Linked DNA regions of Homo sapiens: region 2 is linked to region 1. The links are chromatin loops, found by intact Hi-C in ENCODE. Cell type or tissue: Calu3. All regions are shown on one strand. Links, peaks and the distances in the headings refer to the core of each region. The heading gives the core; the rest is flanking DNA. Region 1 overlaps HADH (hydroxyacyl-CoA dehydrogenase). Region 2 has its middle 130 kb from the start of RPL34-DT.

What was found. A loop is a pair of places that touch in the nucleus more often than their neighbours do. Peaks named below come from ENCODE experiments on the same cell type or tissue, not always from the same donor. Only the 100,000 strongest peaks of a DNase experiment are listed, where the experiment ranks them.
Region 2: a loop joins it to region 1, with 21 times the contacts of the local background. A loop is called at or near these places in 15 of 110 quality-filtered maps.

Annotation. Positions count from the first base shown.
Region 1 is chr4:108,014,719-108,023,455 of GRCh38, forward strand. HADH (hydroxyacyl-CoA dehydrogenase) reads left to right here. Exons shown (of 8, transcript NM_005327.7): 4 at 4,822-4,948. Among named protein-coding and RNA genes, the nearest start is that of HADH, 29 kb to the left of the region's middle. In Calu3, for the core only: a CTCF peak has its summit at 4,045 (motif pointing right); a DNase peak (open chromatin) is centred at 4,053.
Region 2 is chr4:108,488,207-108,496,943 of GRCh38, forward strand. No RefSeq gene overlaps it. Among named protein-coding and RNA genes, the nearest start is that of RPL34-DT, 130 kb to the right of the region's middle. In Calu3, for the core only: a CTCF peak has its summit at 5,016 (motif pointing left); a DNase peak (open chromatin) is centred at 5,035.

The DNA.
Region 1 (8,737 bases), core at 491-8,490:
TGAAGTCTGGGCTTTTAGTATACCCATCACCCACATAGTGAACACTGTACCCAATAGGTAATTTTTCAACCCTCGCCACCCTCCCACCTTTTGAACTCTCCAGTGTCTGTTATTTCCCTCTGTACATCCATGGGTACCTGTTATTTAGCTATCACTTATATGTGAGAACATATGGTATTTGACTGAGTTGTTTCACTTAAGATAATGGCCTTCACTCCTGTTCATGTTGCTTCAAAAGACATGATTTTATTCTTTTTTATAGCTGAGTAGTATTCCATGGTGTATATATGCCACATTTTCTTTAATCAGCCATTGATGGACACTTAGGTTGATTTCGTGTCTTTGCTATTGTGAATAGTGCTGCAATAAACATATGAGTGCAGGTATCTTTTTGATAGAATGAGTTTTTTTCCTTTGAATATATACCCAATAGTGGGGCTGCTGGATCGCATGGTAGTTCTGTTTTTAGTTTTTTGAGAAATCTCCATACTGTTTTCCTTAAAGGTTGTACTAATTTACATTGCCACCACCAGCATGCAGGGGTTCCCTTTCTCCAGATTCTCACCAACATCTGTTGGTTTTGACTTTTTAATAAAAGCCATTCTGACTGGTATCAGGTGCTAAACTCATTGTGGTTTTAATTTCCATTTCTCTGTTGATTAGTGATGCTGAGCATTTTCTCATATGTTTATTGACCACTAGTGTGTCTTTTTTTGAAAAATATCTGTTCATGACCCCTGGACATTCTTGACAGATTCTGAGGGGTCCCTCCCTGGGCCTTGAACTTTCCTCCTTGTTTATTGCCTTCTCCCAGGAAGGGATCCTTTGACCAAGTTTATCCACCTCCCTCTCTCCTACCCCACAGCTATTTCAAGAAAAGCCAATATGGTTTCCGTTGTTCTCCATCCTCCCACTCCCAGTTTGCTTCTGAAGCTTGGGCTGCTGTGATCTGATCCTTGTCCCAGATGCGTGTAGAATTACCCATGGTAACATGGAGGGGTCCATCCAGGGACAGGCCTATGTTTCTTGAAGTGTGTAGGTCATGGATACTCCTATGCCAGAAGCTGCTCTGACGTTCCTTGGTTCATTTCACACTGGCATCTAGAGGCTGCAGAGACATCTGACAGCAGACAGTTAAGGACATGTAGGGTACTTCTGTGCTCCACTCTCGGGCATAGGAGTACCCTACGTGTCCTTAACTGTCTGCCAAGGACCCTCAGAGCAGTTCTGTGTTTCCTCCTTTTTTGGATGGAGCAAACAGAATGGTGTAATTGAAGGGAATGCCTATAGACAGAGAGGACTTTCCTGTTTTGAGCTTCATCTGGGTTCAATCGAAGTACTCTTGGGAGTGTTAAAGGAGCATTGACTTCTTAGCTGGCTGGCTTCCTGGTGGAATTCTTCCTGGCAGAATGTACCTTGGGATCCAGAGCCTTCGAGTGTGTGACACCTGACCCACTGATCAGTGCTCTTCTAGTGACTTGTTTGACTATATTTTCATGCTTCTTGGTTGGAATTGAATGGCAGAATAAGATTATATGACAAAAGCAATTCTCAGGGCACTTCCGGTGGGCAGTGGCTAAAGAGAGTCACTTGCATACCAGCTTGTCGGAATGTTAACCTTCAGAGATGGGTGGCCTTGTGGCCAGAGAGGCCCTGCCCCTGACAAAGAGAAGAGACTTGCCTTTCTGTCATCTGTCCATCACTGCCAATCAGTGTCCTCGTGCATTTCACACTGGCATCTAGAGGCTACAGAGACATCTGACAAAAACAGAATATACTTGTGGTACCGGGACTGGCTCCCAGGCCAGCAGGGAGCCCTCTGGGATAATAAACAGCCACCCCAAAAAAGGGAGTTTTGTCAAGCAGTTTGATCTTTATTGAAAAGATTGGTCGCTCTTGGTGACAGTGAAAGGCCTGACTGCCCTCCATTGTCCATGTCTGGTACAGAAGAAGGATCACTGGAGAAAGTCAGGAGGCCTGGGCCTGGTGCTGACCCCCTCACCACCTCCAGCCTTGGAAAGGTCCTCAGTTTCGTCATCTGTAATGCAAGTTGAGGTGATTGGGGTAAATAATTTCCTAGACCTTTCTGGCTCTAACTCTCTAAGACTAGCTTCCCCCATTTGTAAAATAGGAGCAGCAGCACTGGTACCTATTGTACAGAGTTGTTTAGGAAACTCATTTCATTTAGCTCACATTTCCTGAGTGCCTGCTGTGTATCAGGCACTACACTAGGCTCTTTAACCTGAATTGATGCAAAACAGATATGAGGTGTGAAAAGAAGGCATGACCCATAGTCATACCAAAGATGTGACTTTGCTGCTGACCTTCTCCACCTTTCTTGGCACTGTTTGTTTTTGTTTTAGATCACCACCATTATTGAATGCTTGCTACAATTTTTAAGCAGCCGTATTGAGAGGTACTTTACTGACAAATTTTACAGTTCGATCCTATAATGGGAGAAGAAAATATAGTCAAGTGATACATTTCGGGTTGGAAGCCCTGATGAAACAGTTGCATCCTGGAGAGAACATGACTTCTCTAGCAGCAGCCTAAGACACACAAATGAAAAGTATGACCAGACGCACAGGCAGCCAGATCGAAGTCCTGACTTTCCCCTTTAGACAAAGTACAGACTCTTGAATCCTTTGCCATCCCCACCAACCCTCTTGTCTTCTTTATACTAGGGTCTGGGGCCATTGCTAATAATCACTGTGCTTGTGTTGTCGATTTTCTTTTAGAACATTTAAGAGAAAAGTAGTTTTTTTGGTACCTGAGTGTCCGAATGAAAAAAACAAAAGATGGTTCAAGACAAGTGTTTCCAGGAACATGTAAGAGTACTTTTTTTTTTTTTTTGAGACGGAGTCTCGCTCTGTCGCCCAGGCTGGAGTGCAGTGGCATGATCTTAAGCTCACTGAAACCTCTGCCCCCCAGGTTCAAGCAATTCTCCTGCCTCAGCCTCCCTAGTGGCTGGGATTACAGGCATGCGCTACCATGCCCAGCTAATTTTTGTATTTTTAGTAGAGACGGGGCATGTTGGCCAGGCTCGTCTCGAACTCCTGACTTCAAGTGATCCACCTGCCTCGGCCTCCTAAAGTGCTGGTATTACAAGTGTGAGCCACCGTGCCCAGCCCAGAGTACATTTTGTTTGTGGATGAAAAGACTGTCCTATGTGTTTAGTATTCTCTGAAGACAGTGTGAGACTTTTAGGAACAAAGTCAGCCTGACCCTGTTGGGAGAGGCAGAAGCAGAGGTCTGCTGGGGAGAGATCATTTCCTCCTTCTGATAAAATGTGCCAGAGTGCCCTGGACTGGTGATACCTGGAACTGGGCTCTGATGTCACTTTATTTTACCAAATGTGCCCAAGTTTCCCCTTTTTGCAGGTGAATGGCCCTTCAAACATTCTACAAAAAGGGGTATTACGATTGTAATACTAATCTTTAAAATAACACTTTCTTTTCTTAACGGGAGTGTGGAGCCACAGCTGGCACAGCCTTGGGCCCAGGCTGTCCCTGCTCTGTTTTTGTGGTTCCAGGTGCTTGTGGTGCAGGTTGTGTGGTTGAACAGTGCTTGTGTTGGCCACACACATTGTTATTGGAAGAGGATCTTTTTTTCATTACCTTCTGTAATGGGGAATAGTTTATATTATTTTCCCCAATGACCAAAAGCAAGAAACTTTGAAAACTGAAATTTTAAGACCTTAAAACAATGTCATTTTTTTTTTAAAAAGGAAACCCTGGCATTTAAATGGCCTACCTTGGAAGCTGTTGGAGAAGGTGGATGTGCTCATACCTGGAAAGAGAAGGCTCTCCGCTGCCTACCCACACTGGTCTCGCCTTTTACCTCTTTTCCCTCCTTTCCAAATAACTGGTTTCTTCTCCCTTCTCTTCCTCCTCTCCTCCCACCCGCCCCTGATTTGAGCAGATTATAGTATTGCCTGTTAGGTAAGCAGAAACCCCCAAGCCTGGTCAGTAAGGGATCCTTTCCTTTCCTGCCCTGTTACAGTCCATCTTGGTTGGAATCAGCACCAGGCCTGTTTGTATGTTTTTATCCGCAAGGTGGCGCTGCAGGAAAGCCTGGAAGTCAACCTGTTTAAAGCTTTTCCTCTCATGCTTTTGGCACGCCACTTTACTGTGGCCTTAAAGAACTAAATTTGGTTTAAGTCAGTATGGATTTTTTTTAATGAATAAGTTAATGTCTTATATATGCATATGCCTATATCCTCTTTTCCCCATATCTACCCATGTAACCTTAAAATTTTTTTGAACCATGTTGGTGTTCTTGTTTTCATTTTAATTCCCATTCAATTGAAAAATAAAGCTTTTCACTTCAGGGAAAATATCTTAATTCACGTTTATTATCATATGTTTCTGATTGAGGATTTATGTGTTCATTTAGAATTTTGTTGCTTTTAGGTGTCTTTCTTTCATTATTTTTTGATCACTGAGTTTCGTTTGTGACTGGGGTTGGTTAAGTAGCTTGATCAATTAGCCACCTCTTGTTATCTCACATACCTTGGAAGTTAACTAATACAAGTAGGTAGGGGAAATTTTGTTCTGGAAAATCAAGGAAGGATTGGTGAAGGTTAAATACCTCTTCGGAACAGGAAATTCCAATTTTATTTCAAATTTAAAAATTTTTAAAAAGCTGAAGTCACTTGATTTCAGCCTCTTATATGAAGATGTGTCTTCTCCCTCATTCCCCCAATGGGTCAGGACAACAGATGTGGCAGTAAGCAGTCACCTTGTGCATTGCATCCAAGAGTCATGCTGTTTTGAAAGAAGAGATTCACTCTGATACTCCCACTATATTTTCTCTTCACAGACATACAATCTTTGCCAGCAACACTTCCTCCTTGCAGATTACAAGCATAGCTAATGCCACCACCAGACAAGACCGATTCGCTGGCCTCCATTTCTTCAACCCAGTGCCTGTCATGAAACTTGTGGAGGTCAGTGGGTGTCAGCTTGTGTGTGTCTGCCCGCTCTGCCAGCTCTCTCAGTCCTGCTTTTCTGTGTTACACCAGCCCTGCCACCAGTTGCCTAGGATGGGTTTTAACCTGAGGGTAGAAGGTTGTCCCTGAGCCTCATATCTAGGAGGGCTTCTATGCTTTGTTTCTTCACAGCCCTGTGTCTTGCTTAGTGATATCCAGAAAGGCTGTTAACTTTGTGGAATGTCATTTACTTATTTGTGCCAGAGCTGATGGGCAGTGCTGAGAGGCATCAGAATGGGAAGGCAGCACTAGAAACCGTGGGCTGGATGGGACCACACAGAGGGCAGCTACATGTGTTCATATTATCTCGTCGAGGTCAGCTTGCCCATGCTGTAAATGCAGTTCTCATTAGATACACTATACTAGCTTGTCCACAGTTCCTGGGGTTAATTCTGACCCCATGTAATGGTGCCTTAGCGTTGTCCCCAGATGAGGTACATCTCCTGTGCATTGTGATCAGAGCTATTAAAACCAGCTCCCATTGGGTGCGGCGGCTCATGCCTGTAATCCTAGAACTTTTGGAGGTGGAAGTTAGTGGATTGCTTGAGACCCAGGGGTTCAAGAACAGCCTAGGCAACATGGCAAGACCCCATTTCTACAAAAAATAAAAAATCAGCCAGGGGTTTTGGTGCACGCATGTAGTCTCCAGTACTTGGAAGGCTGAAGTGGGAGGATTGATTGAGCCTGGGAGGTTGAGGCTGCAGTGAGCTGTGATTGCACCACTGCACTCCAGCCTGGATGACAGAGCAAGATCCTATATCGAATAAAAAAACCCTAAAAGTAAAAAAATAAAACCAGCTTCTGATAGCCTTGAGCCTCCTGACCATAAACCTGGAAGGTGGAGCGGGGAGGCAGGGAGGGCTTCCCCAGCATCCTGTTTGGAATGCTTGGAGACTCCAATATGTTGGAGTTGGAGTCACAGTAGGCAATTTGCACCTGAAATGGGACAACTTGCCTTTTACAGGGTCCTAATTACAGGGTCTGAGGAGCAGCCGCTATTAAAGTAGCATTTGTTCTGAGGTTGAGGAGTTATTGCCCTGCGAAGTGTGGGGGACGCTGATGCTGCCATGTGGGTGATGTGGGGCCAGGCAAACCTACACACACTGGCTGTGGCCTCTCTGGGAGTGTGTATCGTCTGTTTTCTTCATTATTGCCTTTTCCAACTACCTTTTCCTTCCTTTATCCTCCTCATTCCCTCACCACTACTCAGCATAAGCATTTTTAATAAGTCATAATAATGACCATTTTTTTTAGCATTTTCTCTCAAGTGACAACTTTGACCATCTTGCAATGGGACTTTTTCTGTCTTACTAACATTGCTTCTCAGCTTCCTCCTATTTTCTCCTATCCCCTAAGGCTGATTTTTTGAAGAAATTGAAGAATGAAGGGGAGGGATTTGGGGAACAGAAGAAACAGCATTTAACAGCTCTTATCTCATGCAGATTAAGAGCAAAGAAGTGGCATGCATTTCCAACATTTCAGTACTTAGGGACTAGTTGATTTCTTTAGTTATTATATTGTATATATAAGTGTTTTGGAGATAGGCACATTCTGTAGATTTACTTTAATAATGTTTTCAACTGCATTTATCTGGTAATGTATGCTTTTGTCTTTGGAAATGTAGTGTGTTGGTTGTTAACAGCTGATGTTTAGCAAATGCTACTATTTTTTAGAAAGTATTTTGTAAAAGTGTTCTTCTCTATTCAGTTTTTATTGTTTAACTTTAGCTCTTCCTTGTGTTGCTGGTGGTGTACACCAAAATAACTTGTATAATAAGCTAAGTGGCTCCTTTACTTAGGACTGGGCTCATTTAAATGTATATATATATGTATTTTTTTTCAGACTCTGTTGGAACTAGGAGCAGCGTATCTGTACAAATTACTGTTCGTTGAATGAATGAATGAGTGAATAAACATCCATCTCTCCTGTTTAAAAAGAAACAAACCTTCACTATTATTAACTCCCTTAAACCAAAAACTTAATTTGAAAACTCCATAGTCAGCAGTGTTTGTCCCCCAGCTCAGTCTGTGGTTTTGATGGAGACTTTTTAGACCTCCTTTCAAACAGCTCTGGGATTCTGTTTGATTTGTGGTACCCGCAGGGTGGCTTCTGGTCTTTCTCGTCCTGCTCCTCTTCTCCATCTTCACTGTGTCTTTTCCTGTTTCCATCCATTCACTTCTCTTGATGTCACGACATGACACCATGGCCCAGGCTGTGATCACACGAAAACAGGAGTGAGAACTCTTCTTTGTTTATATAGCACCTTTCATCCCTGCACAGACACTAGCTCATTAGTTCACCGAGTCAGACGGCCCTCTTGCACAGGGAAGACATGCCCATGATCCCCATTCCAGAGAAGAGAGGTGAGGCAGTTGCCTAAGATCCCATGAAGGGTCTAAAGTAAACCCTTTGACTCCGATTGAAGTTCTTTACTGGCCTTTACATTTTACATATATATATGTGTGTGTGTGTGTGTGTGTATGTGTGTGTGTATGTGTGTGTGTGTGTGTGTGTGTATAGTTGAATGAATGAGTGAATAAACACGCATCTCTCCTGTTTAAAAATATATATATATATACTTCATCTGGTTCTTTCCATTTACCATTACACATGAGTTCTCTAACTGCTTACTGAGGGCTGACTGTGCCGGGCATCGTGCTTGGTGCCATCCCCTACAGATGCCAGTAGGGCAGCCCTTGTGCCCTTGCCTGTACCTCACAGAGGTCAGGAGGGCTGCTGGAGCAGGTGGCAGGCCCCGCTTGCTGTAAATGAAAGCCTTCCCCAGAAGGATGAGTCTGTTCTGAAGCCAAGGGGCCGCTGGCCTCTAGAGCATCTGTGTGGCAGAGGGTGGAGTCATGGGAGAAATACTCAGGAATCCAGGAGAACTGTCACTTGGGCAAATTACTCACTTTCCTGGGGCTCCTCCTCCTCTATAATAGAAGATCAGGTCCCACGTAGAAGACTTTAAGGGCAACCATCATATACTTCCAGACTTCTAATAATTAAATAATGGAAGTCAGCATTTATTGAGCATTTGTGCTTAGGCTTTGTGCTTTACTCCCAATGTAATTTCATTCTCACCTCAACTTCCTGAGGTGAACAGAGTGATTTCAGTGTCATTTCAGTTTCAAGAAACATACTCAGGGTCACACAGCCAGTAAGTGGTGCAACTGAACCCAGGCTTGTCTCAACAACAAAGCCTGTAAAACTGTCCTATACACACACGTACACACATACACTTGTATTTTAAGCCGTGATTTTGTACATTCTACAGTACACTGTTGTCTTTTTTTTTTTTTTTTTGAGACGGTGTCTTGCTCTGTCACCCAGGCTGGAGTGCAGTGGCATGATCTCGGCTCACTGCAACCTCCACCTCCCAGGTTCAAGCAATTCTTCTGCCTGGGCCTCCCAAGTAGCTGGGACTACAGGCACATGCCACCATGCCCAACTAATTTTTGTATTTTTAGTAGAGATAGGGTTTCACCATGTTAGCCAGGATGGTCTCGATCTCTTGACTTCATGATCTGCCCGCTTCAGCCTCCCAAAGTGCTGGGATTACAGGCATGAGCCACCACATTTGGCCTCTGTTTTAAAATAGTCATTTTGGGAAATACATTGTTTCTGGCTTGAGATTCCTACTTCTATGCTGAAACTCAAACTATTTTTGTTGCCTATATGGAGCCTTTTGATCAATCATTCCTTGAACCATTCTACCGAAGTTGCTTGCTGACACTCTGGTCATAATTC
Region 2 (8,737 bases), core at 352-8,351, 470 kb after region 1:
GCAGAGACGGGGTTTCACCGTGTTAGCCAGGATGGTCTCGATCTCCTGACTTCGTGATCCTCCTTCCTCAACCTCCCAAAGTGCTGGGATTACAGGCATGAGCCACTGCACCCGGCCTGCCTCAGGAAACTTTCAATCATGGCAGAAGGTGGAAGGGAAGCAGGCATGTCTTCACATGGCCTGAGCAGGAGAGAGAATGGGGAAGCGCTACACACTTTTAAACAACAAGATCTTGTGAGAACTCACTCACTATCACGAGAACAGCAAGGGGAAATCCGCTCCCATGATCCAATCACCTCCCACCAGGCCCCTCCTCCAACACTGGAGATTAAAATTCGACTTGAGATTTGGGTGGGGACACAAATCCAAACCATATCAATTGTGCTGTGATGTTATGACAGCTACGACGTCACTACGTGATAGGAATTTTTCAGCTCCATTATAACCTTTATAGGACCACCATCATATATGCAATCTGTTGTTGACCAAAATGTTGTTATGCAACACATGACTGTATTTAATTTCTAAATACTGGAGTTTCTGATCATGCCTCAGCTTTTCCCCTTTAGTTACTTGTTGGTTCCCATGGGCAATAGTTCCCCCACTCACTTCCATTCCTCCTTTTTGTGGGATCTTCAACCTGCCTTAAGTCTGAACTGACAATATATTTATTTAATTTTTCATCTTGCCCAGGTTTTTGATAAAAATTGTCATTCCTGAGGACAATTGGCTGTTTTCTTTTGAGAGCTGTAGAGATGTACCAAGGGTGTGGAGACTGTCCAAAGTTTCACAGTGGTAGCAGAGACTAGCACAGCCTTTCTCTCTGCTGCTTTGGAATAATGTAGGTCCTGCCCATGACTCACCCCAGCAGGCTTAGAGGATCCAAGTCTATCTTTCCAAAGCAGGGTCAGACCATTTCCTCAGAACGGGATGAGCCTCAACAAGAAGGGGATGGTGAGAGGAAGACTGCAGAAACAGTCTCCAAGTAGAAAGCACTGCCTTCTTTCCATGTTTCTCTATTTTTTTTTTAACCTCACCTGGGGAGTATCAGGATTGATTCCTTTAAACAGGGTGCTCCCGGCAGTTCTGGTCTCTCCCTCATTCTTTCCTCCAGCCACGTCCTTTCCACACTGCAGCCACTGAACCAGAAGACACACTCAGTTCATGTGTACGAACTGTGTATACGACAATGCGAGAGCATCTCAAAGCACAGGTGATGTAAAGATCACGTGAGTTATAAGCACAAAGCTTCACGTTATTCAATTAGCTTGGCACAGGTTTAAAGCATTTGGTTCCACTCAGGGAACATTAGACAGTCCCTTCCTCACTCTCCCTGTTTCTCTCTCCCAATTTTTGTCCCTTCCCCTTCGCAAAGCCCAGCCCTTTTTACTCACTATCCTGTCTTTATTCTTGCTAAAATTTTTAGTCTTTCATCCAAGGCTATGTTTTGCTTCCTGGAAAAAGAAGATTCTGTCTGGTTGACATGTCAGTCCATTTAGCTGCAGAGCAAACCCTCTCTCTGGGAGACCTCATGGCAACATTTCATGGCCTTCTGAAATACACTCACAGGTCTCTCATTGTTCAAATTTAGAATAGTCTAGTTATTTCTGCTGAGCTCTATCTCAGTCTTAGACATCCTAGGTCATCCCAGCTCACTTTTTTTTTCTTATCCTGTGTTTCTCTGAAATGCCTATAGTTTCCACCTTTATCCTGTGCCTTAGCAGATGGCCCTCTATTTCTGTGGTATAAGTTATTAACTGCATTCAATGGCCCCATCCTGCCCTAGCACACTCCAGTAATGTTGTGTATCACACGGTCTTTATAGACTTAGACCTCCACATATCCCAGCCTCCTACTAGTGTGGATTCCTTGAGGATTTCTGAGGAAGTAATAGTTAAAAGAGTTTTTACCACAGACTTCATCAGTAAGGGGCATCAAAATATCTCGTTCTGACACATAAAATTTAAAAAGTGAGAAAAACATGTTATAATTATATCAGGGAGTGGAATTATACATATAATTTTTTATTTTCCTTTTTATTCTTTTTTCCCCTAAATGTCCTCATGCATTACTTTGTAATTAAGAAATATGAAAGAAGAAAAGCACTGTTTATAAATGAAGATTAAAATCAGCCCTAGATTATCCATTAATGCCATGAGAGAGAGGCTGGATTTTGGGGGTCATTATTGCTCTCCTGCCATTACATTTCTCATTCACTTATTTGTGGTTTCTTTTCTTCACCCATTATCTGTCATTTACTTCACTGTCAGTTGCTAAGTCAGTTAATGTTTGTTGAACGTGCATATGCTTCTCTCCAATTCCCAGACTCCCCCAGAGTTGAGTTGGGGCAATATGATTGTGAACAGAAATAACATTTGTCACATTCAGACTAAGGTACTTAAAAGCCAGAGTGCTTTTGTAGTAGTCAGGGTCCTCCAGAGAGATAGAACCAACAGAAGGTATAGATAGATAGATGATAGATAGATAGATGATAGATAGATAGATAGATAGATAGATAGGTAGATAATGGAGATAATGACGTAAGTCTTAATCTGAGTCCAAAGGCCTGGGGAGGGTGGAGGTGGGTGGTGCTGGGCTGGTGTAAGTACTGCTCTAAATGCCCAAGAGCCAGAATGTCCTGGGGCAGGAGAAGATGACTGTCCCAGCTCAAATAGAGAAAGAGCAAATTCACCTTTCCTCTGACTTCTTGTTTTATTCAGGTCCTCAGTAGATTACAAAATGCCCACACATACATTGGGGAGGGCCATCTGCTTTACTCAGTTCACCAATTCAAATGTTAATCTCTTCTGGAAACACTCTCACAGATACACCTGGAAATAATGTTTTACCAGCTATCTAGTCATCGCTTAGACCAGCCAAGTTGACACATAAAATTAAACATCCACTTGGTGTGGTCACTCATGCCTGTAATCCCAGCACTTTAGGAGGCCAAGGTGGGCAGATTGCATGAGGTCAGGAGTTCGAGACCAGCCTGACCAATATGGTGAAACCTGTTTCTACTAAAATGACAAAAAATTAGCCGAGTGTGGTGGCACACGCCTGTAGTTCCAGCTACTCGGGAGGCTGAGGCAAGAGAATCACTTGAACCCAGGAGGCAGAGGTTGCAGTGAGCCGAGATCACACGACTGAACTCCAGCTTGAGCAATAAGAGCAAAACTTCATCTAAAAAAAAAAAAAAGTAACCATCATAGCCTTCTCATCTTTCTCTCATCTAACAACTTGGAAGCCACTTGTGAAGACAGCAGAATCCTGAAGTGGCAAGAACCTGGATTCCTGAGTCTTTGGGAAGAGGAGAGTCTCTGACAATAGACATTGGACTTTGTGTGAGTTAGAAAAAAACTTTCACTGCATCAAGCCCTGAGATTTGGGAATTAATTTGTTATTGCAGCCTAACTTGGCTAATTCAACCTTGACTTTCGCCTAACTTGTTTTAGCCTAACTTGACTAATTCAACCTTGACTTCTGTCTATCTACATACTTCCTGCATCACTGCCTTTAGAATATGAAGTGTATCTTGGTAAAAATTTTGTAATGCTAACATCTTCATAAGATATAAAATTCTTCTAACTTTTTCTTCTTTCACATTTCTCCCACTCTTATATTCAAATTGATTTTGTGGTTTGTTGTTTCTACCAAGTCAGTCAGTCAACCAAAATGCAGATGTTTATTTAGTTGTGCAAATATGTGTCAGCCTACAAGTAAATACCCTATTCTAAAGTACTGGTTCTAGGTAAAAACATAACAAATATCTTTTAGGTCAATTCCTTCTGCCGACATGAACCCAAGATTTTTGTATGTTGTGAAATATCATCCCCTCAGCCCCCCTCAACTGAGAAGTCTCCTAGGTGGAGACTGTGAAATATAGATTCAGCTTCAATATGTACTACTACAAGAAATGTACATGTGTGTTAGGCAGATAATGATAGCAGATGACATGATTTTGCAGTCATGCCTATTCTCTGTCTGCTCCTGTCCATCCTGTTCCATATACCTACATTCCACTAAAATTCCCTTGAGCTAATTGAAATGGCATAAAATTTCTGTTGGTAGTTAGTTCCTGATGCTGCATAGTTTCCCTGCTCACATTTTCTTTATCCACATGTTTCATATGCATGGATGTCTGTGTGTGTGTATACACACTCAAGCTCACATATGCAGAATAAATTTCATGGTAAGTTCTTTTGTCACAAGAGAATAAATTAAATCAACATTGATCTTGCTAAATTGATACCTGATCTTGCTAAGTTATTTACTGCAATGTATTTATGTGCCATTGCCAGATAAAGCCTATCACCTTGGAACATAACATCAGTACTCGCCTTCTGAATTTATTTTATTGTTTTCCTTGCCTTTAAGCAGCCATAATAAGTCATACCACACAATTCAATACTTACCACTGGAAGAGAGCAGAGCAATATCACAGAATAGGACTCTCCATCAATCATCCCCAACAGAAACACCAATTTGAACAGCTATGTGTGCACAAACATACCTTAGCAAGAGCTAAGAAAACCAGGTGAAAGATAATAGTACTTAATTATGGGATAATGTTAAAAGACACATTAAACATTAAAGAGAGTAGGGTGGATAGTTTTACATTACCCATCTCACCCTTCCCTCAATCCTGAGCAGCACACTGAGGAGAGAGGTACTATTCACTTAGGGGAAAGTGAGGGAACTGAGTGTAGAACTTTGCCTTGGTCTCCAACACTGGGCCTACCACAGTAAAATCCAGCACAGGCAGACTCCCATGGCCCCTGAATCCAGTGAATCCAGGCTAGTACCCATGGACTGAGCTTCCCTGTGTTAACAGGGAACCCATGACCTCTGCAAAACTGACTCAATTTCTGGCCTGAATCACTGCCAGTCAGCTATAGCAGCCATGAGTTTCAGACAAAGCAGAGCAGTGAGCCGGCCTCAGTGGCAGGGTCTTCAAGCACACCGACTGCTGCACCAGCCTCAGTGGCCACGGAATTCCAGCCCAGTACTGTGCCAACCATGAAGGTCCTGGGCTTAGTGTGCCCCCTAGTGCTGAAACAGCTGCAGTGGTCACAGGCATAGGGACCAGGCACTACCTGCCTAGTATCTCTGGACAAACTTATTGTTTAAGGGCATTCCTAGACAAAGCCAGACTAAAAAGACTGGAATATACACCCACTTCTTTAATGCACAGACATTGACACACAGCCCCAAGAATCAGGAACAATCAGAGAAACCTGATGTCACTAAACGGACAAAATAAAGTACCAATGACCAACCCTAAAGAGACAGAGATGTATGAACTACCTAAAAAAGAATTCAAAGTAGCTTTTTAAGGGAGCACAGCAAACTTCAAGATAATAAATAGAAATATTTCAATGAAATGAGGAAAAGAATAAAAGGCAAGAATAAGAAATATAACAGAGAGTTTAAAATAATAATTAAAAAAATCAATCTTGAAGATGAAAAATGTAATAAACAAATGAAAAATGCAATAGAAAGCATCAACAACAGAACTGATCAAGTAGAAAAAAGAATTTGTGAACTGAAAGCTATTTGAAACTATACAGTCAGGGAGAAAAAAGAGAAAAGAATGAAATGGAATAAAGAAAGCTTATAGGATTAATAGGACAACATAAAAAAAAGCAAATATTAGAGTCATTGGAGCTCAAGAGGAAGTGGAGAAAGACAAAGGGGTAGAAATCTTATTTAAAGAAAGAGCAGAAAACTTTCTAAACCTGAAGAAAGAAAGAAATATCTAGATGTAGGAAGTTCGAGGGCCACCAAACAATTTCCATCCAAATAACACTGCCCCAAAACATACTATAATAAAATTATCAAATATCAAAGACATAATCCTGAAGACAGCAAGAGAAGAGAAGCAACCAATATATGAGGGAGTTCTAATACACCCAGTAGCAGATTTCTCAGCAAAAATCCAATGGGCCAAAAGGAATGGGATGATATAGTCAAAGTGTTAAAGGAAAATAACTGCCAAGCAAGAATGCTGTACCCAGCAAAGCTGTCTTTTAGGAATGAAGGACAGATAAAGATTTTCACACACCAAAAAAAAGCTGAGGGAGTTCATCGCCACCAGACCTGTCTCACAAGAAATGCTAAAGGAAGTTCTTCAATCTGAGAGAAAAGAACACTAATGAGCAACATTAAAATATGTGGAAGCATAAAACTCACTAATAAAAGCATGGTCTAATTTATAATACTCTAGTATTGTAATAGGAATGTGTAAATCAATTATATCTTCAGTATAAAGGTTAAAAGACAAAACTATTAAAAATATTAATTACTAAAATAATTTGTTAAGGAATGTACAATATTGAAAGATGTAAATTGTAACATGACATCCAAAATGTATGGGGGAGAGTGAAGTTTTAATAATAATAATAAACAAAGTTGTCATTATCAGCTTGAATAAACAAAGTTGTTGTTATCAGCTTAAAATAACCTGTTATAACTGTAAGAATTTTTTTGTAAGCCTCATGGTAACCATAAAACAAAAACCTATAATAGATACACACAAAAAAGTAAGAAATAAAAAATATACTACTAAAGAAAATCACTTAATCACAAACAAAGATAGTAAGAGGGGAAGAAAAAAAAGATCTATCAAACAATTGAAAAACAGTTAACAAAATGCCAATAGTAAATCCCTACCTACCAATAATTACATTGAATGTAAATGAATTAAATTATTCAATCAAAAAACAGAGTGACTGAATGGATTTAAAAACAACACCTAACTATATGCTGTCTACAATAGATTCGCTTCACCTAAAAGGACCCATATACACTGAAAATGAAGAAATGGAAAAACATATTCCATGCAAATGAATACCAAAGCGAGACCAGGAGTGGCTATACTTATATCAGGTAAAATGACTTTATGTCCAAAACTGTGGAAAGAAACAAAGAAGGTAATTATATAATTATAAAGAGGTTAATTAAGCAAGAGGATATAAGAATTATATATGTACCCCAAATCTGAGCACCTAAATATATAAGGCAAATATTAATCAATCTGCAGGGAGAGATAGATTGCAATACAATGATAGTAGGAGACTTCAATACCCCACTTTCAGCAATGGATGTATCATCCAGACAAAATCAACAGGGACACATCAGACTTAAACCATACTCTAACCAAATAGACCTAACAGACATATTAGGACACAGAACATTCCACCCAGCAGCTATGGAATACACATTATTCCCAATTACACATGGACCACTCCCCCAGAATAAATCATATGTTAGGTCACAAAACAAATCCTAACAATTTAAGATTGAAATCGTGTCAAATGTCTTTTATTCTGACACAATGGTATAAAACTAGCAATCAGTAACAGAAGAAAATTTGGAAAATTCACAAATATATAAAAATTAAACAATGTGCTCCTGAATAACAAAGGATCAATTAAAAAATTTAAAGGGAAATTAAAAATTTTCTTGAGACAAATGAAAATGGAAACACATTATACCAAAACCTATGGGATACAGCAAAAGCAGTACAAGGAGGGAAGCTTATAGCAATAAACACCTACTTTTAAAAAAAAATACCAGACAACCTTACATTCCACCTTAAAGAAATAGAAAAATAAGAACACACTAAACTCAAAATTAGTAGAATAAAATAAATAATAAAGACCAGAGCAAAAATAAATGAAATAGAGCCTAGAAAATCAATAGAAAAGATCAACAAAATGAAGAGTCTGTTTTTTGAGAAGATAAACAGAATTGACAAATCTTTAGCTAGACTAAGAAAAAAGGAAAGAAAATTCAAGTAAATAAAATCAGAGATGAAAAAGGAAACACTAAAACTGATCACAAAATATAAAGCATCATAAGAGACTATTATAAACAATTATATGCCAACGAATTGAGTAACTTAGAAGAAATGAATACATTCTTGGACACATGCAACCTATCAAGATAGAGTTATGAAGAGATAGAAAATCTGAACAGATGAATAATAAGTAAGAAGATTGAATCTGTAATAAAAAGTCTGTCATCAAAGAAAAGCCCAGGACCTGATGGTTTCACTGTAGAATTATACCCAACAGTTAAAGAAGAAATAATACCAATTCTTCTCAAACTATTCCAGAAAATTAAAGAGGAGAGAATTCTTCCAAATTTATTCTATAAGGCCAGCATTATCTTAACACTAAAACCAGACAAAGATATAATAAAAAAAAGAAAACTAAAGGCCAATATCCTTGAGGGACATAGATGCAAAAATCCTCCACAAAATACTAGCAAACCAAATTCCACAGCACATTAAAAAGATCATTCACCATGATCAAGTTAGGAGTCATTCCAAGAATGCAAGGATCGTTCGACATATGCAAATGAATAAACATGATACATCACATTAGCAGAACAAAGAACAAAAGCCACTGAACATTCAATAGATGCACAAGAAGCATTTGGGAAAATTAATCATCTCTTTATGGTTTAAAAAAGGCTCTCAAAAATTAGGTATAGAAGGAATGTACCTTAACACCATAAATATATGATATCATATTATTATCATATATGGTAAACCCACAGGTAATATCATACTGAATGGGGAAAAGATGAAAGCTTTTCCTCTAACATCTGGAACAAGACAAGATGTCCACTTTTGACACTACTATTCAATATAGTACTGGAAGTCCTAGTCCAAGCAATTAGGCAAGTGATAATAAATAAATAAATAAAAGGCATCTAAATTGGAAAGGAG